Linked DNA regions of Mus musculus: regions 2, 3, 4, 5, 6 and 7 are each linked to region 1. A link is a loop called in an ENCODE intact Hi-C map of the cell type or tissue named here. Cell type or tissue: left cerebral cortex. All regions are shown on one strand. Region 1 holds the start of 4930562F17Rik (a long non-coding RNA gene). Region 2 overlaps Astn1 (astrotactin 1). Region 3 overlaps Pappa2 (pappalysin 2). Region 4 has its middle 2.5 kb from the start of Pappa2. Region 5 overlaps Pappa2 (pappalysin 2). Region 6 overlaps Pappa2 (pappalysin 2). Region 7 overlaps Pappa2 (pappalysin 2).

What was found. Peaks named below come from ENCODE experiments on the same cell type or tissue, not always from the same donor. Only the 100,000 strongest peaks of a DNase experiment are listed, where the experiment ranks them.
Region 2: a loop joins it to region 1, with 16 times the contacts of the local background. A loop is called at or near these places in 33 of 42 quality-filtered maps.
Region 3: a loop joins it to region 1, with 4 times the contacts of the local background. A loop is called at or near these places in 26 of 42 quality-filtered maps.
Region 4: it touches region 1 in a loop (2.9-fold over the local background); 25 of 42 quality-filtered maps call a loop at or near these places.
Region 5: it touches region 1 in a loop (14-fold over the local background); 18 of 42 quality-filtered maps call a loop at or near these places.
Region 6: it touches region 1 in a loop (6-fold over the local background); 18 of 42 quality-filtered maps call a loop at or near these places.
Region 7: it touches region 1 in a loop (2.0-fold over the local background); 19 of 42 quality-filtered maps call a loop at or near these places.

What each region holds. Positions count from the first base shown.
Region 1 is chr1:159,134,019-159,138,018 of GRCm38, reverse strand. 4930562F17Rik (a long non-coding RNA gene) reads right to left here and starts at 3,738. Exons shown (of 4, transcript XR_865669.1): 1 at 3,522-3,738; 2 at 2,515-2,692. In left cerebral cortex, a CTCF peak has its summit at 2,491 (motif pointing right); a DNase peak (open chromatin) is centred at 2,513; H3K4me3 peaks cover 295 bases.
Region 2 is chr1:158,668,453-158,672,452 of GRCm38, reverse strand. It overlaps Astn1 (astrotactin 1), which reads right to left. Exons shown (of 23, transcript NM_007495.4): 20 at 3,690-3,825. Among named protein-coding and RNA genes, the nearest start is that of Gm37679, 120 kb to the right of the region's middle. In left cerebral cortex, a CTCF peak has its summit at 2,069 (motif pointing left); a DNase peak (open chromatin) is centred at 2,056.
Region 3 is chr1:158,952,119-158,956,118 of GRCm38, reverse strand. All of the region lies in intron 2 of Pappa2 (pappalysin 2), which reads left to right. Among named protein-coding and RNA genes, the nearest start is that of Pappa2, 4.1 kb to the left of the region's middle. In left cerebral cortex, a CTCF peak has its summit at 2,378 (motif pointing right); DNase peaks (open chromatin) are centred at 1,129 and 2,385.
Region 4 is chr1:158,958,651-158,962,650 of GRCm38, reverse strand. It overlaps a transcript of Pappa2 not described here. Among named protein-coding and RNA genes, the nearest start is that of Pappa2, 2.5 kb to the right of the region's middle. In left cerebral cortex, no CTCF peak of the experiment used is centred here; a DNase peak (open chromatin) is centred at 1,542.
Region 5 is chr1:158,711,607-158,715,606 of GRCm38, reverse strand. Pappa2 (pappalysin 2) reads left to right here. Exons shown (of 23, transcript NM_001085376.3): 23 at 587-3,874. The coding sequence ends at 661. Among named protein-coding and RNA genes, the nearest start is that of Gm37679, 160 kb to the right of the region's middle. In left cerebral cortex, a CTCF peak has its summit at 2,140; DNase peaks (open chromatin) are centred at 1,728 and 2,112.
Region 6 is chr1:158,842,571-158,846,570 of GRCm38, reverse strand. It overlaps Pappa2 (pappalysin 2), which reads left to right. Exons shown (of 23, transcript NM_001085376.3): 9 at 1,439-1,567. Among named protein-coding and RNA genes, the nearest start is that of Pappa2, 110 kb to the left of the region's middle. In left cerebral cortex, a CTCF peak has its summit at 1,795; a DNase peak (open chromatin) is centred at 1,786.
Region 7 is chr1:158,853,929-158,857,928 of GRCm38, reverse strand. Pappa2 (pappalysin 2) reads left to right here. Exons shown (of 23, transcript NM_001085376.3): 5 at 502-795; 6 at 2,887-3,079. Among named protein-coding and RNA genes, the nearest start is that of Pappa2, 100 kb to the left of the region's middle. In left cerebral cortex, CTCF peaks have their summits at 2,384 (motif pointing left) and 3,452 (motif pointing left); no DNase peak of the experiment used is centred here.

The sequences.
Region 1 (4,000 bases):
GATGCTTCTTATTGCAGCGGGTAGTAGTTAACACAGAGAAGCATTGTCGTTCACATTGCTGAGACTCAATGACTATGGGCATTCATCCATTGATGGGACATCTATACCAATCCCTACTCCCACCACATATCTCAGAAATGTAAAGGAATAGGGTGCTGAGAGAAGATAGTAGCTGAAGGATGGAGATGAGTCCTGTGCAATGCTGTCCCTTGGACACGATACAGATGTAGCATACAGGGACTCACAGCAGTTATGAGTATTTACACGAGACATGAATACAAATCAATCCAAGTAGAAATTTCAGTATGGATAGTGGAGGGATCTCCTGAGCCCCACCTCAATCTGTGGAGCTATTGGCAGTTAATGGCTGCTTGAGGGGGAGAGAGTCACTTTTCTTTAGGAATGTGGCCAGTAGTAACTCCCCCACACCCTAGTGAATGACCCAGTGCACATGTGCTTAGGTACTGGACTCAGCAGGTTAAACCAAAAACAAACAAACAGATAACTATAAAAAAGAGGACAAAAAGTTGTCAGGAAGATGCGCTAGATGTTCCTGGAGGGAGTTACAAGAGGAGAGCAAGGAATAGATATAGAAATAGAATTATCTAGATACACTGTATATATGAATGGAAATTCAAAATAATTAATAAAAATTAAACTATGGGTGAGAAGTGGGACTCTATACGGTCTCTAAACCAAAACATGTATTAATTTCAATTGAATAATGTCATATAGGCTAACCAGAAGGGTACCACATTGAGTGATCAAAGTGAATACTCACATCTGTTATCAGTTATGCCTTTGTAAGTATATTTTGGATGCTGTATGGACAGAAATGGGAGGGAGAAGGAACAGGATTAAGGGACGACTAGAAGAATATGCTAGAGATGTGATGGCTTAAGTACCAGCAACCATCATGGAAATAGAAGGGGGTGATAAGAATTGTGACATTGGCAAATGGAATTAGTAGGGTATGGTGATGGAGTTAGAGAATAAAACAGAAAAGGCCAAGGACTGTTTGTTGATTTTTGCATGAGCATCTGGGTGGATTATGGAGCTACTTGCTAAAAATGAGAAGCCAGAAGAAAGAGTAAACTGTGAGTGAGAAGTTGAACTATAGTGTGCTGTTAAGATCTATGTGAGTCATAAGTGGAGGCTCACAGTCAGCTATTGGATGGAACACAGGGCCCCCAATGGAGGAGCTAGAGAAAGTGCCCAAGGAGCTAAAGGGGTCTGCAACCCTATAGGTGGAACAATATGAACTAATCAGTACCCCCGGAGCTTGTGTCTCTAGCTGCATATGTATCAGAAGATGGCCTAGTCAGCCATCACTGGAAAGAGAGGCCCATTAGTCTTGCAAACTTTATATGCCTCAGTACAGGGGAACGCCAGGGCCAAGAAGTGGGAGCTTGGGGCGGGGGGAGGGTTTGGGGGACTTATGGGATAGCATTGGAAATGTAAATGAAAAAAATAACTAATTAATACAAAAATAAAAAAAAGATCTATGTGAGTCTTATTCTTTGGAGGATGCTCTAACAAAATACTTTCAGGTTGGTAATTTGTAAACATCATAGATTTCCTTCTCAAAGCTTTTAAGGTGGGCAGGAGGGAACAAAACTCCAGAAGGTGATGATGGTGGTGTAGAGTATTTTGTCTAAGGAAGAGTAATGAGTTTGTTTTATGAAAAGGCGATCAATATATAGGATATATAGTATAGGATGAAGTAGAGCAGATGGATGACAGAAAGCCCACATGCTCAAGTGGGCATTACTTCATAGAATCGCGGCAATGACACCAAGATGAGCAGCTTTAGGTCACCAGGGTGAGAGACATTGAAGGGTACCAGGCAGGCTCTGGATGCTCCAAGATCTGCTTGTTCATGTCACCTTTGGGTCTTGTAGATTCCGGATCATGGCTATCAGACATCCTTGAGTCAAAACTGAGAAATGGCTTTGTGAACAAAAGTCTCTGAAAGGTGGTTTTGGGAAAGAGATCAAAAGCAAAGAGCTGTAATAGTCAACATGGACACGGGGTCATAGATGAAGGTCAAAGGCGGCTATCTGCACAAAACTTATTGTTATAGATTTAAGAGTGTAATATGAACAGGCTACCAGAAATATAATGCCACACGATTTAGTATAATATTTATATAAAATAAAGAACTTTGTTCTTAGGTCTTAGATATGTGTGTGACTGGCAAAACACTGTAGAATATCTTGCTTGTATTTGTTTTACTAAATAGCAGATGTTTTCATTTGATCCCAAATCTGCCATTGTTTTCTTATTTTAAGTAAAAATGGTTCAGGAAGGTAATTAGACTGAATTAACTCATGAGTTAATAGTAGCACAAAGCTTTGAACTCGGGCTTTATATGTTGGAGCCCAGCGGGCCATTTTGCTACCAAGGGAGATCAGTGAAATAGGTTCCATCTGGAAGGATATGGGCATTGAGTCTAGTTTGAGATGGAGCTGTCAGCGCACAATGCAGACATCGGCCACCAGAGGGTGCTCTTACCTCAAGAGAAGTTTGATAATCCTTTTTTCCGCAGGAGAAGATGTAGCTGATGGATTTCTTTCCTGCCTCTCCTTCGAGGCAGCTGTGTCAAGAGCTGGGCTGTCTTAGACCAAAGTCTGCAAAGCGCGATGACGACATAGCTGCTTCAGGCTCTAAGAACTGCGTCAGAGAAGCATATCTGAAATAATCACAGATTATACTGGATGGCGAGAGAAAGAAACAAGTCCAAACAGCTCAGAAAACAGGTCTTTCGGTATCTGGAAGCGGAAGAAGGGTTTCCTGTGATTCTAATGAAAGCTGCCTTTTGATTCTGAGCTGATTTGTCAGCGCTGCTCTGAATGAAATTATATATATAATTTTGCCTTAATAGATTATAGATTTTTCTTTGTTATTTTTTGAATAATTTGTTTTTTGCCGAACATGTGCATTTAGTGTTACTCTCCCATTTATTTTGTGCCTTGTTTCCTGGTTTTCTTCTATTACTAGAGTTATTCCAGCAAAGGACAGGAACTCATTCATCTTGTGATTAAGCATCTCATGGCGGCCAGTATTTAGAGACAATACCAATTCATAAGAGAATTTTATAAAAGTTTTCTAAAATGAAGAGTTTCTGGGGGCAGGGAGCTGGAGGCGTATAGACAAGTGATCACCAGCATATTAGTGACATTAAAATTTACAATACTTGCACAGATCTTCTAGGGATGCTGTAAATCCAAGGAAAGCTCGAGTCAGAGCCCTGCATTTGCAGCATGCAGATGCCTGTGTTCCTAGGAGCACACCTTCACTAAAGCAAAATTTTAGGCCTTAAGCCAAGGGGCTAGACTTCTTTTAAAAAGCAAGTTTATTAATTGTTTGAGAATGTTATAAATTATATTGTGATCATATTTGCCCTTTCCCAATTTCTGACATATTCCCCCTTACCCACATCCACTCAATTTTGAATTCTCTCTCTCTCCCCTCCCCTTCCCCCTCTCCTCCCTCTCCTTCTTGCTCTCACTCCTTCTCACCTGTTCTCTCTCTTCACCCTGCTATTGGTCCTCCTCCTCTCTCCTCCTCCTTTTTCGTATGAAGTTTGCGTTGCCCAAGTACTCTGGGGAGTGGGCCCTGCCCTGGAATCAACCTACAAGGATCACATCTTTAAGAAAAGCCGATTCTTTCTTCCTTTAGCAGTTAGAAAATACCAACGGCTTTTCAGATCCCAGTGGGATTGTCTATCTATCACTCTTGCTCCATGGTGGGGTTTTTCCTCTATCTTTAGTTTACACACATCTTGTGCATGATGTCATAATTGCTGTGGATTCATATATGCAACTGCCCCATGTATCTAGAAAACATAGTTTTTGTGAAGTCATACTTCACCTCTGGCTCTTACAGTCTTTCTGCCCTCTTGTCTGTGAAGTCCCTGGAGTCTTGAAGGGAATGGATGGGATATGTACATTCCATTCAGGACTGAGTACTCCATAATCTCTTATTCTCTGCATATGGA
Region 2 (4,000 bases), 470 kb after region 1:
TCTTGGGGGAGCCAGGAGATACAAGGCCCCAATTTTTGTAGACCGACACTCCCAGCTGGCATGGGCATGGTCTTGGGTTACAAACCTCTCCCTGTTACCTCCTGTGCTCATAGGTAGCAGATATTCCTCATAGTCTTACAACTCCAGGTCAGGCTACAGTGTGGCTACTTCTTTTACCCACCAGTAAGCTGAAGGTGCCAAGCTCAACTCTGTGGCTGGAGCCACTACGTGCAGCCCATCATAATCTAATCCTAAACCCTTCATTCTTAAGTTTCCCTGGACTATGGTGTCCTACAGTTTGGGTACCAAGTTGGATGCCAGATGGACCCTGTCTTTCAGTGCCTGGGATAGAGTCAGTCACCAACCACCAGCTAGTCCACACTCCAGGTAACTCTGCTTCCTGTCTTGTCTTGCTGTAAGTTCCAGCTACACTGTGTCAGATCCTAAGCTAGGACAAAGGTGTTCCTAGTTACATTAAGTCTCACATACTCTGAAGGACAGCAGTTAGAGTGAAACGCAAGCTACTAATCTCGGACTGTTTAATGGCACTATTTATTTTTAATACAAGGCAGATATTAGGAAAGGAAAAACTTCACACAACCTTCCAAGTACAGACAAAGCTTGACCTTCAGTACTCTTCCTCAGCAGTCCCAAGCCCCCACACACCCCTCAACCCTGAGCACACACCCCCCCAACCCCGAGACACTGAGAGAGCACTCAGGGTACTTGACTACAAAAGGCTGGGGAGCACTGTCCACATTTTCATGTGGAACTGCCACATGCTGTCATTAAAGACCAACCTTCTCTATTTGTTGTTTGCATTCTCATTTTGCCACAGCACTCTCTGAAGACAGGAAGAGGGTTAGCTGTAATTACTGACGGAGGAGATAAGCCTTGCTGCAGATCCAGAGGGCTCACATCTAAGTCTGTTTATTGCTTCTTCCAACACTTCTGGGCTTCCTCTCCAGCCACAGGCTGGGACCTTTCGTACGTAGTTACTATCGTGGTGATGGCACCACGGAGGCATGTGTGCGTGGGAACTGACACAGACTGGCTCAGGCCCCAGGGCTGGGCCTTAAAGGTCTGGAGCCTAATACTAAGGATGATTATAAGGCTGTCAGGGGCTGCCTACAGAGCTGGCTTTGTCACCTGCTGCTTTCTTGTATCCTTCCTGCCAGAATGAGGGCTTTTGCTCATTCTGTGATTCAGACACCTTTTTTTCGATGATCTGTCTGCTGTCACGTGCTCAGAAATTCAAGGACTCTTCTGGCAGCAGGTGTTGTGGTGAGAGGGTGGTGGGAAGGGGAGATGGTCCCGCCACAATCTAGAAGATGTGGGATCTGTCACACTTTATGGCGTTCTTAACTGTGTTTGCGCCACAGGAGCCATTCTCAGTATGCTTCTCTAGTGGCATTAAATGAAGTATATGACAAAGAAAGCCAGCCAAAACTCAGACAGAACTTCATGACCCTCATTGGAGACCAGCTTTTGTTTTAGACTAAAGGATGATGTTCCTAGATTCTGGCCGAAGAACCTGGGATGGCTTGAAAGTAAGATTCAGTGTGTGGGAAAAAGGAAACCCTGCTTCAGCTCCTAACCGCTATTTCCAGTGCTAGCTGTATGATTCTGGGGGAAGTAATTCGAGTCTCCTGAACCTCAGTTGCTTCAGCTATAAAATGGAAACAGGTGTAGTCGGTCGTAACTATAACTGTCACACTCCATAGATGACAGCCGCCATCCTCCTCATTTATAAGAAAACTTGGGTACAGAAAAGTTAAGGGTTTAAAGACACTTTATGGTTAGGAGTAAAACCAGGCCTACAGGATTTTATCTTTGCACCAGGGATGGAAGTTCAAACAGTCTTTCCTCCTCTACAGAGAAGAATGCTATTAGCCCACAGTGCCCTTTCTCCTCACACTGGGTCTCATGTCCAGGCCACCCCAGGTAAGTCTGCCAGGTTCTAAGAACATCATTTTGCATGCGAAAGCAAGAGCTTTTCCTCACTGGGGGCTATGAAGGTACAGCTGGGTGCCAGCTAGCTTTTCCAGCAGTCTGCAGTGCCACCTAGTGGAAACTGGCTATCCTTTAGCTTGGTAGCCTCTCCCACTTCTGTAATCAACACAGACAGGAAGTAGGTGATTTACAAAACATAGGAAGTGAACACTAGAAGATCATCATAAATGTTGAATGTGGGAGAGGATCTTAGCCTCGGGTCTTTGACCAGGAAACAAAGCCAAGGCAAGGCTCACTTGAGGAAGGTCCTAGACTTGGTAATACCCTCTCTGAAAGAGCCATGCCTACCTATTGTTCCATCAGAACTTCTAACCTCCTAACAAGTAGGAAGGGCAGATAGGAGTTAGTCCATCCTCTTTATAAATGTTCATAGGAGTCACTTTGATTTGGAGACTTTTTAAAAATTACATTGCTGGTCTTCAGTCCCAGATTTGTATTCCTTTGTCATGTGCCCTTCCTCCGAGGGGCACACTGCTGTTCAAATATCAAGAGAGCTGTTATGGGTCAAGGCATGCTTGCCCAAAGAGCAGACAGATAGTCTTTGGTATTGGCATTGTCAGCCTTGTGTGTGCGTTCATTCTCAGCTGTCACTTGACCTTATTCATTTTACATTCACCCAGTACAGTCCTGAGTTACATGTCCTATTTGGAAGAGACACAGCTGAACATCTGAGTTCATCCCAATCAATGACACTCAGATTTCTAGTGCTTCCCATCTTTGAACTCCTTAGGAGAGGAAGTGGAGATGATTTATTCTGGAAACCTTGACTCCCTGCCTGTGACTTCATCTGTAAACTGTTAGATGTTTTTCATACTGGAGGGGTCAGAAAGCTTCCAAACGGCATCACTATGGATCCTGCGTTAGACTGTGGATTTTTCCACCATGACTTAGATGTTATCACCATATCTCCTCTCTTGGCATCTCTTATGTCTCTGCTCACAAATATTTTACAGTCGTTCCCAGAGCACAGGAAGAGATGAGAAGAGTTCAGGGAGAACACAGGGATGTTCCAAGCATGGTGATATAATTCACTATGTTTTCTTTGAAGAAAAATGCTGACCAGTTCTGAACTCTATAAATTATTTCAGAGCCACTAGAGATGGCTTTCTGAAGTACAGTTCTTGGCATTGTCCTCTTTTCTTAAAAAAAAAAAAAAAAAAAAAAAAAAAAAAAAAAAAAAAGCTTTCCTTTGACATACAGCATTCACTCTGACTGACTTCTTTTCCACCCCTCTTTTGTTCATCATCAGCTTCAGACCAATTGGACCACCCACAGCTCCCCTTCAGGCCTATCTACCTTTGCCCCCGGGATTTTTAACCTAGTGTGCCTTTCCCAACATCACAGAAGCTATTGACTTTTGTACAATCCAATTTAGAATCTAGCCACCAACTCTACATAGAATAACTCACTTTCTTCTTTCTTTCCAACATGCCCCTGGTTTTTCTAACTAACATATACTCTATTCTGCCTTGAGTTACAATTATCTGTTTATATATGTCCTCTGTATATAGTAAACTCTTTGATGATACGACTTTTTCCAGAAGTTTCTCCATAATGCCTACTGGGATATAGCTGTTGAGACTGAAAAAAAAAATCTCTTGTCACATCTCTGAAGGAACTCGGGTGATAATAGGGATTGATTCTGGTAAAGAATCATTAAGGTGAGTACTACTTACATGTAAATGGTGTCAGGTTCCAGGCATCGGATGATGAGAGAAATCGTGGTGAGCTGTTTGTCTGGCACCTGAGACGGCATGGCACATGGAGCCTTTGCTCCAGAGATGATGTCGTCTACAAAGCTCAGCACTGTTTCTGCACAAAGGAAAAGAATGAGGATAGCCCGAGAAAGAGTGATGTCCAAACCATGAGCAACGCTAGAAGAACTTGTCGGAACTTCTTAACTTCCTAGTGGAGGAAGGAAACCTTAGAGAAAAACCATCTTTTCTGATCCTGTTACTGTTAGCCAATCAGCTGAGAGCCATTTGTC
Region 3 (4,000 bases), 180 kb after region 1:
AAGGATGGTAGCAGTGAATAATGCCCAACTGGGTCCAAACAGCAAGGGAACAGGCTGCCACCGGAAACTAGGAAGACAGGTAGCACCCGTTCTATACCCTCGATCCCCTTTTCTTGACCTCAACAAATCTGCTGGAAAAGGTGGACACTTGCAGACCAGGATTCTGGCTTCTAGCTCTGGCTGTTGTTAGAAAGACCTAAATAGGAGAGCATGTTTAACACAGAGAACTCTATAAGGTTAATCAGAGGCATTTATTTGGGCTTGTTACCTGTGTTTATTTTGATTAACAGAGACACCTAGAATGACAAAAAGAAGAGCTACGTTTGGAGCCCTTGCTTTTCTTTTCCTATCTGGAGAGGTTGATGTCAGGCAAGGGTGAGGAAAGGATATTTCACCCCATGGGGTCTCCTTATTCATTTAGACACCCCACCAAAAAAGGAGTGGGGACAAATATACAGAAGAATGTCACAAGGAGACCAAGTTACTTTACGCATTAACTAAAAAACAATCAGAAAAAATAATGGTACCAATCTGGATTATCCACACACCCTTTCCTGTTTGTCAGTTCCATTACATTGTTGGAGAAACTGAGGCAATGAGCGACATGTCAGAGACTGGCTTGGGGGTGGGGAGAACAAAGTAGGTGTTCGTGAATCATTTGATATCTCCTCAACAAACAAACAAAAACCAAACCAACCAACCAACTAACCAACCAACCAGCCAACCAACCAATCACCCCTCCCCCCAAACCCAACACAAACCAAAACGACAACAAAATCCATTCAGGTTTCTGAGTGCCTCCAAATAAGTTGCAGACTAGGCAAAGAAATCTGGAGGGAAGGAGCCTCTTCCAGTGGGGTGTCGCTGGAACATCCTTGTGGACACTGTGTCTCCCCCTCTTTGGCTGTGATTTCTCGTTTGGAATCTGGGATTCCCAGACACTGAGCACTCTCCAGTCATGTGGCTTTGCTTTATTTTAGTTTTGGGTGGGAGAGGGCGTGAGAGAAGGGGCCAGGCTGTAAGCTAGATGGGGGCAGAGAAAGAGGAGAAGGAAACCCTTATTCTGGGGCCAAAATGGAAGAAATAATGAGATGATTATCTGATCGGAGTTGGCAGCTTCACAGTTTCCCCCAGATGACATCTCCGTGCTGCCTAGTCTGGCTTCCTAGTGCCCATCTGCTAGGGAGCCTGCGAGCTCTCAGTCTCGCTTGAGACCCACACAGATCTGCCTATGCTTCCTCCTGCAGTAGCAACATAGAGACCTGGGAACCGTTTCCTGGCTAGGCAGCCTAAGAGGACAATCCAACAGGAATGTATGTGGGAGATTATTGCTTGGGGTTATTAAAGTCCAATCCTGGAATACAGGAACATAGCACCTGACCTCGGTCATTTACCTCTCCAGTCCTCTGTCTCACCTCCCCATTGCAGTCTCCTATTCTTTGCTTCACCTCTGGCAACCTCATCCTCAGAGCTACATACCTCCCTGCCTTGCCTGTCACCAGCCACTGTCTCCATACTGCCACAGCACACATTCAGATCTTCCAGTGCCCATCAGAACCCTCCTCTCCTCTCGGAGCATGTAAAATTGGGCAGGAAATCATTTTTAGCAATTTACCTTCTAAGGTTTCTTTCCCTCAAATGCAAGTGGCTCCTGCAGTGTTCTGGGACTTCCCTTTTAGGTCTGCTTCTAAGAGGTGGAAAGCAGATGACGACCAAGCCTCTTCACACCCCCTGTTCTATCCTCTATCTTTCTTCAGACTTGCACTCAGCCCAAATTATCAAGGGAGGTTAAAAGCCCACAGGGGGCAGGGCCTCAATTTGTTGGGCTCAGCAAGTGGACTGTTTAGGATTGAGCATCCATGTCTACCCATTGTCTCTGCTGCTGGTATTTCCCTGGTGAAGAGCCTGGCTAAGGATCATGAGGTTACCAAAATCAAGCCGCCAGTAATAAGAGCCTCTACTTCGAGTGACTTGACTCTCTTTGCACAACTTTACAGTGCTCAACAATCCATCTTCCTTTCTTCTGCTGGCACGGCCTCTCAAGATGGTGTACATCAGTTCCTAGTATGGTGGGACTTGAGTTACACAGAGTAACAAGGTGGAGTCAAGTTGCTGGGAGTAACACACAAACCTGTAGCTGCACTTCTGTTGCCCCTCTGAGGGTGGGCCAAGACTTGGATCTCACTCTGCCAATAGATTTCAAACCTCAGGTTCCGCCTACTTAACTCGAATCAGCTTCCAAGTCCTCTACCTGCCATGCTTGGGGTAGTTTTTCCTCAGCAGAGACCTCAAACAATTTAGTCAATACCAGTCCTAGCAGAAGCCCCTACCCACAGCTATGGGACCTTAGGGAATAGTTTTAACACTGGACACTAGGTGGCAGTGTTGTCCCATGCACATGAGACAAGGGACGCCACAAAGTTGGGAATGTCTCTAGTTTCCTTGAGGGCTGTCCTGTCCCAGCCTCTGGGCTGTAATTTAATCACCTTCTCCCAAAATGTGTTGGTAGGCATCCCTCAGGGTCCACTTCATATGTCTTTTTCCTTTTTTGAAAGGCCTGTCTGGATAGCTAAAGCTGCTTGCTTTTTTTTTTTTTTTTTTTTTTTTTTTTTTTTTTTTTTTTTTTGAGTTGTGACTAACTTGTAGCTCTAGCAAGCATTGAAGAAAACAAAATCAGCTAGAATTACCCTCTCCCTGCACTCTAAGTTCCCGAATTCTTCTGAAACAAGTCAGACTCCAGAATGAGTTGCAAGAATGCTTTTTTATTGAGGATTGAGGGCAATGCAGGGTACACAAGCTTCAGGTGTGTGTGTGTGGTGGTGGTGGTGGGGTGGTTGGGGGGACTCTTCTGGTCATCCTCTGGGCTTTCTGAAAGGTAGAACACACTTTAAGTTGCCTGTTTCCCCAGAGTTGGAGCAGACTGGTGGCAACAGAGAGGAATGCTCCCTGGTGGGGTTCTTCACAAAGGTAGCCAGTCAAAGGTCTGACACTTTGAGGCTATGTGGCAAGCTAGGAGTAGCTTGAGGTCAGGATCCCATTAGGTTGGGTCATTAGAATTTAGTGTTTCAATAAGCCAACTTCTGTCCTGTTCTGGTGTGGACACTTTAAGGTCCAGTGCATAACCCTGAAAGCATTTGAGCCTTTTCTACCACTTCAACTTCCGTTCCTCCCCGTCAACCCCGGCATATACAAAAGAGGACATTTTAACAGGTTCCTCTGCACCCGTAATTGATTTCAAATGTTCCCTGAAGTCGCCCAGCTGAGTAACCACCTGCTCTGCAGGACACTGAGTCCTTAAATCCACGGTAAGCTGGAACCCAAGCCCAGAATTCTTCATCCAACAAATATTTATTGAGTGCCTTGCCATGCAAAGTGTGGCAAGTCATTGAGGGGAACACAAAGATGTCTGAGAAACTGTCCTTGACATGAAGGTGAGTTTGAGTCGGTCCTCTGAGTGTTCAAGCTTTACATGTCCCAGTGTAGAGTCTGGGGGAGGGGACCAGGACAGACAGACATGAACTCAAATCTTTCTCTCACACGTACTGAGACAACTGTCTCTGGCAATCTAGTCAGCTTTCTTTTTTCTGAGTTATGTTTATATCAAACCAAAAATTAAATGGAAAATATATATATGTGTATATATATACACATATATATACACACATACACACACACTCACACACACACATATGATTACATTACATATGAATGTATATGATTCTATTTGAAATAAAGTAGGAAAAAAAATCCCAAACAAAAGACAAATAAGGAGAGGTCCTATAGAGTAGTGTACCTAAAGTGCCCATCACAAAATTGGCCCTTGAGTCTTATTTACTTACCAGTGACATGAAAGGTATTTATCAGGAGATATTCAAACTAAATTAATTTCTAATTTAAATCTAACTTTTCCTTAGCAGAGATATTAACTTCAAATTCTTAGGACTTTACTCTGATGATTTATAAAATGGGAATGGCTATAAGTAGCTATTTATATTTCACA
Region 4 (4,000 bases), 180 kb after region 1:
TATTGCCGAAATGTTTGTTTCCGGGTGTCATTTGAGTCTGCAAGTAGCTAAAACAGACCCGGCTCCTATATATAGACACTGCATTTGGTTGTGCTCTGGACGCTTTTATTACTACACTCTTTGGCAGGCTCCCAGCCTCAGATTTTGGAAGTAGGAAGTCAGAGAGGACCACTGACCATATTAAGGGTCTCTCCTACTCTCTGCCTTTGTTAATATTCTGGATGCCAGCATAGACCTGTTCCTCTTTCTGCTCAGAGCCTCCTAATATTAATGATGACACTGCTTATGGGAACAGAGAAGCCCCACCATACAGTGAATACAGCCAAAGTTCCCCCTGCCATCTGAAGGAAACAATTTGTGTCAAAATGAAGTATAGATGGCCACACACAGCCCAGTCTAGATAAGAGAATCCAGAATCCTTAGTGGGTAGAACAAAGAGAGGGATTTTAAAAAGGTGTTTTGTTTGCATTTCTTTTTCTTTCTTTCTTTCTTTTTTTTCCTTTTTTCTTTTTCTTTCTTCCTCTCTTTTCTTTTTTCTTTTTTGGGTGGGTGTTAGAATTTTTTATTCATGAATTTTCCAGGGGGATGGCATGCTAGGACAACAAAGGTAAGAGGAGGAGTGTGGGAGTGTGAGATGGGTATAGTAAAAGAGGAGAGACTGGCAGCAGGAGTGGGCAAGAAGGAATTCTTTACAGAGACAATGTGGGACTCCCGCTTTTAAAAATGTGCCCTGTCCCCGAGAGAGACAGTCTCTCCACCGTGTGCCCTTTGTTTTCTCAGCCCCATTTCTCAGTGACTTTCTTCACCTGCCTCTGTATTTTTGTTGTGTTTACCCAGTGTGTCTCTAACTGCCTTTCTGGTCTCCAGAGTTCTTGTATTTGCCACCCCTCCCCCTTCCCTCCTTCCCTGTTTCAATCTCTCCTCAGGTCTTCCCCACTTCTCTCTCCCAACCCTTCCTGCCCCCAGATTCATCTTTCCCAACCCTCCTGCCTTCCCTCTTCCATGTCAGCCTTTTCCCCTTCTCTCTCTCCTCCTCCTTCTCACCTTCCTGTCTTCCCCTGATTCTCCTCTCTCCCTCTTTCCCCTCTTTCCCTTGGTCCCCCCTCTGCCTTTCACCCTTTCTCCCCTCTCTCCTTCCCCATCTCCCCATCCCCTCTCCTTACTCCTCTCTCTTTCCTTTCTTCCTCTTTCCCTGCTCCCCCTCTGTGTCCTGGTCCTCCTTTATACAGCTCCAATTTCTTGCCTTCTAGATTTACCTGCAGACCAAGACACCGCTCCTCTTGCAAGGACTGTTTAAGAAATCCATACCCTCTCCTTTCATTCCTTGGGCATTTCAGAAATGATATTCCTCCCCCAACTACCCAGTCAAAATAAAATGAATTCAGCCAGCTCCTGCTGTGTGTCCTTAAATTCATTCCCTCTAGCTTTGCTGGTTTGAAAGCCTGTACCCTAGAAGGGGCCTCCTGCATTTGCTGGCAACTCTGCTTGAGCCTGATCGTCACAGATAGTGCTTTGGAGTGAAAAAAAAAAAGGGGGGAAAAACCCTCTCGTTGGAGATTTCAAAACAGATTCTACCAGCTTTCAAATCTGTGCACTTTGCGGAGTGGCAGGGTTTGAGGGAGAGGGGTTGAAGACTTGGGGTGTGGGTGTCCCTCATAAACAAATAAGCAACAGAATTTATATATGTATAAATTTGTGCTTTCCCTTGGCATGTTTGGTGTCTGTCTCCCTGGCACCAAGGGTGGGCGTTGTGTAAGTCTGACTTCGCTCACACTTTTGCTCCGGCTTGGGGTATGAGTGTCTGTGTGAGTGTGTGTGTGTGTGTGTGTGTGTGTGTGTGTGTGTGTGATGGAATTGAGGAGGGGGTTGCTGTGTTTTTGATCCGATTCACTTGACAGATTATTTGAATCCAGCCCACCTTGCCGCACATGTCAAACAGATGGGATCATTGTTAAAAGCCTGGAGAGCCGGGCTGAGCGGTGGGTAAGGCAGGGAGGGGGAGGCAGGAGGGGCACCGAGGGGAAGGAGGGGGCACTCTTCAGGAGCTTTGTCTTTTCACACATTAGAACTGACAGGAGACCTTCTTCTTTGTGGGTGGGTGGGGAGTGTTTGGGGGCATGGGGCTGGTGAGGGGGGTGGAAAGGGAGAGAGGTGGGGTGTTGGTGGGCAGGGTTATGATGTCACAGCCCAAGTTACAACAGGAGGAAAACACAGAAATGGTTCAACATTTTTTTTTTAAACTTTGGACTGCCAAGAGCTGAAGAGTGGTGTGCAAAGGAATGAAGGAGAGAGAGAGAGAGAGAGAGAGAGAGAGAGAGAGAGAGAGAGAGAGAGAGAGAGAGAGAGAGAAACTAAACTGGAAGCCTGAGTTTGGTGTTGCCTCTTGAAATCTTATGAATGGATTACTAGCAGCTGAGAGCCAGGAGAGTCCTATAGGGGATGCAAGATCACCCACACACTCAGGGGGAGAAAAGCAGGAGGAACCCTTTTCTGATGTCCTATCCCCCTTCCTGAAATGAATGGTAGGAGATGTTTTTCTGAGGGTCCTTGGGTGGCAAGGGGGTAAGGGGCAAGGGGAGGGGCTGACTTCTCTTCTTGCCTGAGTCTCTTTTTTCCCCTCTGAAGCTAAGCCATCTATCTCTTCCTAATATTCTCTCTCTCTCTCTCTCTCTCTCTCTCTCTCTCTCTCTCTCCCTCCCTCCCTTCCTCCCTCCCTCTCCCTCCCTCTTTCCTCTCTGGCTCCCTTCCTCCCTCCTCCTTTCCTCTGCTTTTCTGGCTTTCTCTACCCCCACCCCCAGTCTCAATTTCTATTCTTGATCTGCTTCAAGTGGGGAAAACTGAGTCAGAAAAGTGCATGGAGCTGGGGAAGTTATAAAAGAAAAGGGATAGTCAAGGACCTAAGGGTATCTGCTTAGCAGTGTCCACGTGCTTGAATTGAGAGCTTCTCTGGGGACTTGCTTTGAGGCTCTATTCCATGCTCCACGAAGAAATGGGGTGCATGTGGGATGGGTGGCACAGGACCCAACGTTTTAAAAGCAGTTGAGTCAGCTATCAACTGGAAGAAAGGAGTTCAGAGAGATAAGGAGACCCAGGGTGAAGGAAGGACCCTGATCTTACTCCAGAGCATGAGGGCTGTAGGAGTTAGATAGAAGCAGCAGAAGCAGTGATTTTAAAAGTGTAAGTGGTTTTTCTTAATCCTTGAAAGAAGGGCTCAATGCATATTTATACCTATTTTATACTACCTGTGGGCAAGCATACCTGCGTTCTCTGCATGTGTCCATGTGTTTGTCCAGGGTGTTCTGTATACATGCATGCTCCTGTAATGGATGAGAAGTCTTTAAGAAGGCTGGCGTCTTTCACCAAGGCAAACAATGCAGAGGTTAAACTCAGTGTTTCCTCCCCACATCTTCCCCATTCATTTCAGATCAGTCAAAGAATAGCTGCCTTGGGTTAGCTGTTCACTTGTGTAAATGACTTATTTTGAGTACCTCGTTTGTTTATTTGTTCACTCGGCATATGGTGACTTTTACTAACTTTAGACTGAGAAACTTCTAAGAGAAAAAGGATGTCTATATGCTAGGAGCACGCGGTGTTTCCAGTTAGTACTTCTCGTGGCAAGGTAATTGATTTCTCCTTTCCTTCAGTGTCCAAGAGGAAGTGAATTTATTGTTGTCCTTTTACATCTGAAATGATAGAGTAAAATAAAAAGGAGGAGAGGTGAATGGTCTCCAAAAGGCTAGCGAGTGTTTTTTGACCAGGTCCATTCAAAGTGTGTGGTTGTGTGGTTGTGTGTGTGTGTGTGTGTGTGTGTGTGTGTGTGTGAGAGAGAGAGAGAGAGAGAGAGAGAGAGAGAGAGAGAGAGAGAGAGAGAGAGAGAGAGAGAGAGAGGCTACACACAGAAAGACACGCTCCAAAACAGTATTGATTGTTTTATATTGATTGTGTAGGCTGCGGCTGCTGAGAGAGAAAGCCTGTGATGTTTACTGGGGAAACCAAGAGG
Region 5 (4,000 bases), 420 kb after region 1:
GCGATGGGATAATTACATAGACGTGAGATAACAGCTACACACAATGGGAAGGGAGATGCACTGTCTCAAAACCTCAAAGCATATCCTAGACTCAAGAAAGACAAAAGGTCATGCATATGAAGATGTCACAGATGATCCCACCGCTCCCAGAGCATGGAGAAGTCAGAAAGATGAACATTTAGGGATTCTTCGCTAATGTATAGCAGCCGTAGCTCTATGAGGATTACAAAAAAAAAATTAACTAGACATTATCAGCCTATTAGGAGTAATTCCAACAGTAGTTCTAGGTGTAAAACAAGGTATAAATGTGTGATACCATTCATTTGGTCCAACCACACAGATGTTGTCTGGAGGGTGGTACTGATGTCTTCTTACCTTATAGATGAAGAAAGGAAGAAATGAAGGATTACCTTGCCTATAATGAAGTGGTATATCATAAAAGGAACCAGTGTTAATTCTAGGCCTCTGATGCAAACCCCCACTTTCATACTTCTTGTAGTACCAAGTGAGGAAAATTAAAGCCAGTTGAAAATTGTGAAGCTTGGCCCGAAAACGGATGCTTTCAACTTCCTGTTCACTCCCCTAGGTCATTCCATTTGCTGCTGATTGTGACTTGGATGAATGCACCTGTCGAGACCCCAAGGCAGAAGAAAACCAGTAACTCTAGGAGCAGAGCCCATCTCCTCTGCCCTGGGGGCAGACTAAAAGAGAAGCTCCCGTAGCAGGATGCAAAGGGTGAATGAACAAGATAGGTTCCATGGTGGAAGGAGAGCCTAAAAGAGAGCCTTTAAGAAATGCAAGAAATGTTTGTAGGTGCCAATTAATGCATTAAGTAGTCCAAGTAGGGAGGGATTAGAGGCAATTGTTTCTGTAAAAAGACACTTGGTTAGAAATGGAAGGAGAAATTGACAGACCCCTCCCCCCATCTGTACTCTGCTCTATCCTTCTCTCAATCTCCTCCCCACTCTGCACGCTGTCAGTGGCTCAGCCCCACCCAACATGTAAACCCATATCAAAATATTAGAAGATAAGCTGCCAGGGACTCCGTCAATACCCATTTCAGATGGACTGTCATCTTTCAGGGCTCATCTATTCCAGACTGGCCCTTTGCCTTCCTTTTGTGTGGTCTCTCTCAAATAAGGAGGTTAGCTATTTCTTTATAAGTATTTAAACATAATTATATAAATATATTATATATTATATTTTTTGCTGTTTACTAAGCTACAGATTATCCATTGTTCCACAAATGCTGCTGTGAAGTTCATGTCCAGAGGGATACTGAAGCTTCGAAGACAGAAAGAAAGGTTCCTTTGCCTTCTTCCCATAGATAGGGATTGGCAGGTCGGATGGGGAGAAGAGAGTCGATGGAATTCTGGATGCTAGCCTGTCAGCTGATCATCATTTTATGACCTGGGAGCTGGGCCTACTGAAAGGAGATAGACTTGGCATGCTAAGAGCAAGAGGCATGGAAAGTTACATGGGAACCTATTTGGCAGTAGGTCCAGGAGAAATAGACAATGGTTTCTAAGTATCTACCAAAAGGAGCATACAAACTCTTCTACGCTTCTCAGAACTCTCAGTTGGAGCTGGTAAAGACCAGGGTCTTTTCCACTTCTCCATGTACTTAGTCCAAGTATAGCTGCCAGCCAGCCAACCAACCAGCCAGCCAGCCAGCCAGCCAGCCAGCCAGCCAACCAGCCAGCCAAAAAGTTTGTATGAGGGCTCATTCTGTGAACATCAGGCTTACAGGAACTTACACCCTCTTCATACTTGGCCAGTTGCTGTCTCTCCTTGTTGCAAGTCTCAAGGTCTGGCCAATTGTTCACAGCCACATCACTAACTGTTGATTTTTCTGAGAAAAGAAAATGCTTTGGAGATTTGGAAATGTGGGGGAGGAGATAAGAGATGAAAGAACGGGGAGTTAGAAGAGCGAAAGGCTGTCAGAGAGGTGAAAGGTCAGAGAGGTGAGAGGTCAAGATTAAATGAGGTCTGAGGATAAAAGGATAGAATGAGTGAACAAGCCCCTGATCCAAGTCTCCAAAAGAGGCCAGGGATCCTTCGAGCAAAGAGATAAATCTTATTCAAGTGCAAAATCTGAAGTTTGTGGCCCAGTAAGCAACATGTGGAGCGAGGGTGACACTCTGTGGGGAGAAAGAAGAATTTCAACTATTTAGGGTCCATGCTCTCTTTACCATTTCTTGTTCAATAGCTGTATGGACTATGCACAAAACAGTCACATTAACACTTCTCTGTTTATCCAGACTATTCTCATACTTTTCTATAGGCTCTGTCCTTGGTATGTTTTCTTATAGCAGTTTCTAGATCACACCTAGAAAGAGAGTCAGGACATAGTTTCTTTCCTTTAATGACGGTCTTGTTCTCTTACAGAGACCCTAGTTTTTTCCTCCAGTGGAAACTAAGACCAAGCAAAACTTGGAGTCACTTTTGGTATCTCCAAAACCTCTCCTCCTCTTCCTTCTACTCTTTTGTCATCAAGACTGAAGCAACTAATCTATAGAATGAGAAAGGAAACTTTTTTTTATCATCATAAGCACAATTATCCCTGCTCTATATGAAGAGCAATATTCTGCAGTGACTGGATATGGCAATATACATACAGTTACCTATGAATATGTGGATCATGGACAACAAAGCCATTGAGAAGGGGAAAGGCAGTGTTAGTCTTCTACTCCTAGCAATAAGGTAAACAGTGCTTAAATACTGTTTACTATCTAGGTCACACTTATTACCCTTTGTCAGGAAATACCATTCATATTCTGAATCTCATAAGTTTAATATGGAAAGAAAAATAGAAAAGTTTAGGTTCTCTACTACATATTTCAATTCCTATTTCTGTATCTCATTAAGGTGAGTATGAAAAGACCAATAGAAAAATTTAAATTCTCTACTAAACACACACACACACACACACACACACACACACACACACTGTTTCCTTAGAGAACATTCAAATTCCTGGATGTGTGTCAACTTTTGCCTTAGGAAAATCCTGACAGAGACAGAGCAATAGTTACCTTGGGCACAACTTAGTGCACAGAGACTGCCATTCCCAAGAGCACTCATGGGCACAGACTACCCACCAGTATCTGTCCATGCTCAGTCTCCTCATTAAGTCCACTAAGACTAACAGAGACCCCATGCTTCACTTTAAGATACTTTGTTCTTTTTGGCAACATTCACCCTGCCCTGGGAAGGCAAGAGGACAGTTTCTGGGGTGTGTGTAAAGCTCCCCAGGCTGAAGGCCATTTAGCCATCATCAGCCAGAGACAGAGACGGGAGTCTTATCTAGACTTTGTCCCTTGGCTCCAGTATTTGAAGAAACTTAAGTCCCTAATAAAGAAAATGATCAGAGATCCTAGGAACAAGTCATGTTTGCCCCCAGGTGGTTGTATTCAGTTCTCCTTAGACATCCATAATGTCATCCAGGGCCCTCCACAGAGGCTCCTCTGCCTGTTTCTTTATTACAAAGTTACCTGTCTATTTCTAGTTCCTGGTAACCACAGTTTTGAGATCAACATGGCCCAAAGGTGGCTGGCTTCAATAGTAGCATGGCAGCCTTCAATCACAGATACAGAAAAGAGATCAGCAGGGGCAAAGAGCAGATCTGGGCAAATAAGGCAGCGAGTAGAGTCTTCTTGGTTCTTTTCTTTCCTTTCCAACATTTAAGGCCTTAGTCTTTGACACATCATCTATTCTGTGTGATCACCATTGAGTGTGTCAGTTAGCACCCAAGGGGACAGTTTGATGGCAAACACAGTGAAAGGGGCTGATCTACTGTATTGTAATGTAAAACAGCTACATCCAGTTATTTTATAAGATTATAAAACGTTCATTAAAAAATCAGCACATAAAATATGAAGTGTGTTTGGTGTCTTATTCTTTGTTTCAATGATTTCATTATTTCAAACCTAAACCATTGGCCTAACCCAGACCCACATTTCCCTTATTGGTTGGTCATTTCCTGCAGTCATTTGAAAAC
Region 6 (4,000 bases), 290 kb after region 1:
CACATATAAATATTTAAAGCCAATAATATCTTGTTTTATAGATAGGACACTAAGGCTTGGCTTACACTTGGTTTCAGAGCTAATAGAAGGACATCCTAGGATTCAAACTCTATTTCCAACTGGTCATACCATTCTCTTTCCTCGGTAGAACCCTGCCCTTCACAGACCCAGCTCATGGGAGGCCTAAGTTACCTGCTGCTGTGTTTTTCCCTTTGATAAAAATAAACACACAACATTCCCATCCATTCCTGTTTCCAGCCACAGAGCGGTGTAAGACTTTTAAGCATGGTTGGACAACAAGAAACCACACAATAAAGGAACCCAACCACCACCATTGATTGGAGTAAAATTGGGTTTGCTTTAAAAACAGCATCTAACATTCTCAGGAGAGGACTTCTTTCTCAAAAAGGAAAACTAATTTGAAAATTTAAGAGTCTTTAATATTTAGGTGTCTTTCCTATTAAAATACTTAAAAGCCAGTATAGAAGGTTTTAAAGGTATTTTGGAGACCCTAAGACATTTCCTGTTTGCTGGTTGCTACATCAGATTGTGGGGCGGTGACTCTGTGGTTGCAGTAAAGAGTCCGTCTAGAAAAATGAGAATCATGGCAGGAAATGCTCACTGCCCACTCCCGGCAGTCCTAATAATTTACTGAGATCATGCCCTCCCAGATACTTGCATCCTATCTTGAGCTGGGTGGTGCTTTTCCAATTTGGACAATCACTGGATAAAATTAAGATGAGGCAGAATTCCTCTTTGTTACCTGCAGCCAAATTCATGAGGTCTTTTAATGCTAAATCAAAGTCTTGGGTCAGACACTCACCACTTAATCAAAGAACCAGGAACCAGAAAGTGTGATGCATTCCTCCAATCTCTCAGGTCAACTGTACCAACTCCATTCTTGGCATTTGGAGGTAGAGGTCAATTTAGTGCGTTTTTAACTGGAAATTTTTACTTCTTCCAAGTGGTATTGAGTTGTATACTTACTTCTATGAAATACTTGCTCCAGGCTTTCCAAGTCAAGAATTCTCTCTTAAGAAAACCGTGGTCTACAAACCCAAGAAAAGATGTGACTGAGCCCATACACTGAAATTCTAATCTTCACTTAGTTTGGTTACTTTAAAAATATAGTTTGCTGGTTTTTCAATAGCTGCTCTAGATTTTCTTGGTTCAAAACATTACATGACATCCTCCTACTTTCTCCAGGACTATTATATTAAGTGTTAACTCACCAAGCACTTACTATAATACATTTACTAGTGGAGAACATTTGAGGCCCATAGAAATACATATATATTCAAACACGAGGTTGTTCATAGGATTGGGCATTTATCTTTGTTTCATACAATTGACACGTTTCCCATTTCGTTTTACGTAAGAGTTTCCTTAAACCCATGTGAACCAACAACAAAGGTCGGAATCTCATTGATTTCCACAGGGAGGTCATCCCTGGGCAGATGTATCAGTACCAAGTTCAAGCTGAAGCTGTAGGGGAACTCGGAGAAGCTTCACCTCCTCTGAGCCACATTCACGGAGGCCCTTACTGTGGAGATGGGAAGGTAGAAAGGTAAGTCGCATGTGCGAGAGACAGGTCGCGCTCCTCTGCTCAAAGAGGTCAATCTTGGGATGAGCTTGACTCAACCTAAAAATGCACAGGGAGGAGGGCCCGCGTGAATCTGTGGACATTCTGGGGTCCTAAGAGGTCACTGGAATCTCCGCGTAGTGCCGAAGGGGTTTATTCAACACTGGTCCCAGAGTGCTGAAATACAGGGATGTTACTCTGGGGCCCCCTTAAGGCCTCAGTGAAGAACTGCAGGACAGGTTAAATAATACTAAAAGAAGGATGCGATTTGAACCAAAGGTCTGCTTGTTCAGTTTTATTAACTGGGTGTGATTTAAGGAAAGGGAGTCACTCATTTGGCCCACTTACAGCTCTTCTGTAAACATAACCAAGGAAAAGATATAATTACTCCTTGGATCATTTTTCTAATGGCCCCTGTTGCCAATCTAAGGAATGAACTTGTCTGTTTTGCCTGGAACCTGTCCAAGTTCAGTATGGACACATATCCAGTCCTAGGATACCTAGGGCAGTTGGCCACTCCTCACCCAACATATCCTTCATACTCATCTAACCCTATTCTTACATAAAGCTGCGGGGAGTAGAAATCTGGGAGGCAAATTCTGCAAATTATTAAGATGGCCCGTTTTTCACTTTCTTGGACGAGGAAAATATATATTCAATTCTCTAGCCTTTTGTGGGATTCCACCCAACAATGGACCACTAAACATTTCTTGGTCTTTTGAGATTCGCAGATATGGTACAATCCTATTCCACCACACTAAAGTCTAAATACTAAATGTTTTTTTTTTCTCATCTGCATTCAACACAGATCATTAAATATGTAAATCCCACTCATTTGTCCTTGCTCCTCCCTAGATCCTCCTCAGTATGCTAGCTCTCTGCTGGTGCTGGTCTTCAATTGTGGCCACCAAAGAGCCTTGGGATAGCACTTGCCTGTGTGTATTTAGCAGATAGTGGTGCGGGAACATCTTCCTAACTTCGTAGACATATTTACTCCCAGCTCGTGAAACAGCTTAACTAGAGGCAGTGATTCTCTGCTAGTGGGTCTCACAAGGTTCTGTGCCAAAATGAGCTTCTTCTGCTTCTGTTGCTTCCTCGGCTGGATAATCTGTACTACTGGCCCACGGAGTCATTTCTGAATCCCAGTTGTGCTTCACCTGGGGACACCCTAATACACAAGGCAAAAAGGAGCCAAGTCAACTGTTTAACCCACTTGGTTCCAGATAGAAGGCTATCAGGTTGAACACTAAGGAAGGCCCTGAGAGTTTGAGCAGCACTCATTCGGAAGTTGATTTTCTTGCTGCACACTGTCTACCTGTCATCTGACACATGTGGCGCTTAAGACTTCAAAATGTGTTGTATGCAGCTAAGATGTTCAATGTGTATCCTAATATAATTAAGGTAATTTCATTTTTGAACTGAACCTCAATTTAGTTGTTAGGAAAAAAAACTTAAGTATAACTTGAAAGTTTGAACCGGCTTTAATAGATGAAGCCATTCTGACAATGAATATGAAGTTGAAGTAAAAGGCAAGTATTAAAAAGAGATTTAAGTGAAAATGCATTTATTGAATGCTTCAGTGTTTGGGATACAAAAGGAATGCTAAAATCTCATTCATCATTTTATATTGATTAAAAATTCAAATGGTAATATTTTAAGTATCCCCAATTGGACGAAATACAGTATTATAGTTAATTCTACCTCTTTACTTTTTAAGTGACTACTAAAAATTTCAAGATCACGCACAATTCTCATTTAGATTTCTATGGGGCAGCATTGGACAAAATGAATTTTCTTCAAAATAAAACTGTAAATTTGCCTCTTTCTGAGATTGTGTCCTAGACCCCAGGCAAGGAGACAGTAGTGTAGAGTCTATTGGCCAATTCTCTCTCCATACACAAGTAAACAAGGAATGGAGCTTTGGGATGCATCCTGAGTATCACATGGTAGACCAGGTACCTGGGGCAGTCTCTTTCTATTGATCCATATTGCCTTTGTCCGAAGAGAATGTGAAGGGGCTAGAGAGACTGCTTAGCCGTTAAGAGCACTGGATGCTCCTCATAAGGGCCATGTTCAAGTCCCAGACCACACAAGCTGGCTAACAATGGTCTGTACCTCCAAGCCCAGGGGACCTGACACTCTCTTCTAACCTCTATTGGTTGCAGCTGCACAGACATTCATGCTGGCGAAACACTCATAAATGTTAGAAATAAATAAATCTTAACAATATTTTAAAAATGTATGACACAAGATGTATGTATAAGGTAGTTTTAGGGGGTGTGACTATTTTAAAAAACTTTTTTTTGTCAGTTCTACAAACTGGGCTAATCTTCAACTGCTCAGTCACATACAATTCCTTCAACTATGCTTTTCCTATGTTTTTATTCCTGTCTCCTATTTTATCTTACAACTTAAAAC
Region 7 (4,000 bases), 280 kb after region 1:
GTCATCCCCTCTTTACAGGCAGGGAAGCTTCTAGGAGACAAGATGGGTAATGGCAGATAGTATATAGTGGGACTAGGCAACTCTCTGGATGCTTCTCCCTGGATCCCAACCTCATGTGCACCTGCCCATAGTAATGGCTCTCCAGCCAAGCTTTTAAAATACTAATGCATGAACTAACTCAGAAATATTTGTTGAGGTTAGCAATTATAGCTTCATTTTTCATTCTCCTCAGTGATTTAATTTATATCTGGGGCTGAGGATCTTTCACCTCTTATACATATATGTTTGGTCACAATAAAGACCCAATGACAGAGATTAGAGAAATGTTTGCTAATTAGTTCTGAAGGTGTCCATAGAACATAATTAGATGCCACTACGTTAGTTATAAACTATTTTTGTAGAGGTTGAGATGGACTGTTTGGTGTTTGCCGAAGATATAACTAAGGGTAGCTGCTGTTCATTTATTTTTCTCAAAGGTGTTTTGCAATCTTTCCATTACAGGTGGTGTTGTCCTCAACCCAACCTATTATGGCATGCTTGGCCACACCAACATCATGATCCATGAGGTGGGACATGTCCTGGGACTCTACCATGTATTCAAAGGAGTCAGTGAAAGAGAATCCTGTGATGATCCCTGTAGAGAGACAGTGCCATCCATGGAGACAGGAGACCTGTGTGCTGACACTGCTCCCACACCCAAGAGCAAGCTGTGTCGGGACCCAGAGCCAGCTAATGACACCTGTGGCTTCACCCTCTTCCCAGGGGCTCCGTTCAATAACTACATGAGCTACACAGGTATCACCACAAGCCCAATGTTTTTGTTTCATTAAGATCATTTAGTGTCTTTGGGAATTGGTAGGCTGTAGCTAATGGAGCCAGGAAGATTCATGTCACATGAATACTTTGTGTTGGGTATTCCTGTATTTTCCGTGTGTTTGTTTGAAGTTTGACAAAATATTGAGATAGTAAATGGTCTTGTTGATTGGATTCTCTTCCATGAGAGCTTGAAAGTGAAACACATTTCTGTCTTGAATAAAATGGGGCAAAGTTGGAAACCCTCTTGAGATCTATTCAGCTTTTTACAACGTGATGATTCTCATTGAAGCCTCTACCCTGAAGGCTCTCTAGTCTGATAGTGATGAATAACAGAACTCTGGGTGGAGATATCCTTTCATTACTTTTTCAGATAGTGCTAGAGAAAGTATCCAAGGAGCTGAAGGGGTTTGCAACCCTATAGGTGGAACAACAATATGAACTAACCAGTACCCCGAGAGCTCATGTCTCTAGCTGCATATGTAGCAGAAGATGGCCTAGCCGGCCATCATTGGGAAGAGAGGCCCCTTGGTCTTGCAAACTTTATATGCCCCAGTACAGGGGAATGCCAGGGCCAAGAAGTGGGAGTGGGTGGGTAGGGGAGCAGGGTGGGGGGAGGGGAGGGTATAGGGGACTTTCAGGATAGCATTTGAAATGTAAATGAAGAAAATATCTAATAAAAGATGAAAAAAAAAGAAATGAAAAATAAAACAAAAAACCAAGCTGACTTGATTAAGTGAAGCACCAAAACCCTTTTATCCTATGTAAAAAAATCAGATTTTCTTCTAACTTAACATTGACCCTTAGCTGACCTTTTATGTACTATGCCCAAAACCATATTATTTCATTTTTAAAATGGTGCCTTGTTGGATCTGGTGAAAATTACATTGTGTGGCCTTGTTCTTCTTGGGGTCGTCTTCTGGATCATCCTTCTTGCCTATGTCTCAGACCTTCCTTATTTCTGGCAAAAAGTAGCAATAAGTACTCTTCTAATGATGGGTATAATTATAATTAAAGCTGCTAACTACTTTGATTTGATCACCTACTCGAATGGTAAAAGAGGGCAACTTTTTTGTTCCGTGTCTTTATACACTACCTAGAAACTTTTAAGACGTTCCTCTCCAAATTTTATTGTTGTCAGCAATAAATTGAATTCATAAGCATGAACACCTCTGTCTCCCTCAGCAAGGAATGGACAGATGGACTTGGAGATACAGAGTCTAGGAAGAGACTCTGTAAGTACCTGCCACCCTTAAATGTGGTAGAGACAATGCTGAGAAGCAGAATGGGAGGTTGGTCTACTCTAAATAGAAAAGTGCTTGAAATGAAGATCACTCTTTTTCAACTTTATGAAATGTTTAATGAACACAGGGATTTTGCTGGCTCTGACAGTAAGACTGGGGACATTATTTCCATCCCTAAAGCTTCCTAAACATTTCAGCTTCCTCTCTATTGAGCATCTCCAGTGAATACTCACCCACCTTGGGCATGGTCACAGGGCTATGTAGCAGAAATAGGTAATTCCAAACACAAGTGAGGAGACCCTCTGCTGAAACACTGCCCTCTTGTGGTGTGCTCAGGAGGTTGCCATCAGTTTAGGACAGTGGTTCTCTATGTGCGGATCACAACCCTTTTGATGTTGTGTGTCAGATGTTCTGCATATCAGGTGCTTACATTACAACTTATAACAGCAGAAAATTTCAGTTATGAAGCAGCAATGAAATAATTTTATGGTTGGACATCTCCACAACATGAGGAGCCATGTTAAGGGTTTACAGCACTAGGAAGGTTGAGAGCCACTGTCTTAGGACAATCCTGTGACTTCATGACAGCCTGCGACTATAGTAATGACCTTGCTTGTGAGAAAAGCAAGTCTCTGCTTTCCCTTTTCTGTGTCTGAATTTCTTTCTAGAGAAGAATTCATTTCTTTACAGAGTCTGATGATTTCTGAGTCTGTTAAATGTAAGATGTAGGGTGCTAGGGATAGCAAGAGCACAGTGAGATCTGTCTTGCATTTGTGCACTGGTACAGGTTACAGCCTCCACATCTTTTTTTTTTTTTTTGTCTTCACAGATGATGAGTGCACTGACAACTTCACCCCTAACCAAGTGGCCCGGATGCATTGCTACTTGGACCTCGTATACCAGCAATGGAGTGAAAGCCAAAAACCTACCCCCATACCCATACCACCCATGGTTATTGGGCAAACCCACAAGTCCCTTACTATCCATTGGCTGCCTCCAATCAGTGGAGTTGTGTATGATAGGTAAGCAGTGCTCTACTGTTTTTGAACTATTACAAAGGTGGGGGGAGGGGAAGAAGCCCCACCCCCTGAGTCTGCTCTGGGCTCAGCTCCTTAACAGAGCAAAGGGTCTCTCATGGGAGCTAGAGGTATATCACATGTGCTTACTCCATACAAGAGTGGCATTGCACATCTGTCCTAGCCAGCTGTTCCTCTGCAGGGTAGAGTTTCCGTTTTGGACAGCGATGACTGGGGAAGGGGGAGCAGATCATGTTCCTTTAGTCAGTTCTCAGGGAGAAAGAAACTGTAGGGGTTTATAAACTGAAGCCAGAATTTCTAATACTGTGGCTGTGCTCTGCCCGGTGGCCATTCTCTGAAACAGTTTTCATCTGTTTCTATCTGCCCCCTCTACTGGCAGCTAGTGTTTTTGTCTTTGACTGCCATGGTAAACACTTAATACATACTCATAGAAGAAAGTCACGATATGATACCTGAAGCCAATTATCATTCTTCATTTGCTTACTTATAAAACCTAATCAGGAAATTTGTTACAATAAGATAGATAGATAGATAGATAGATAGATAGATAGATAGATAGATAGATGGATGATAGATAGACAGACAGATATTGTGTGTCTGATGTGGCAATGGGTAATGTGGTTTAAGTGAAAAGGCACCTTTGACCCATGTAGACTTTGCTTTCTGGAAGCCTACACCCAGATGCTGAATAATGGGGAGGCTGCTTTCCCTTCAGTCCTGCTGTGTGGGAGACACTGACATCTGGCTTCACTTGTTTAATGTAATCCTTACAGTGAGCACCATTCATGCCTGTGAGTGGGAGACCCATGGGGCTGGCTCAAGACCCCACAACAGGTGACTCAGGGGGAAATCCAGAAGCGAGGAGCACAGACTAGATGAATACTTTGAATTTTCAGTTTTCCCATT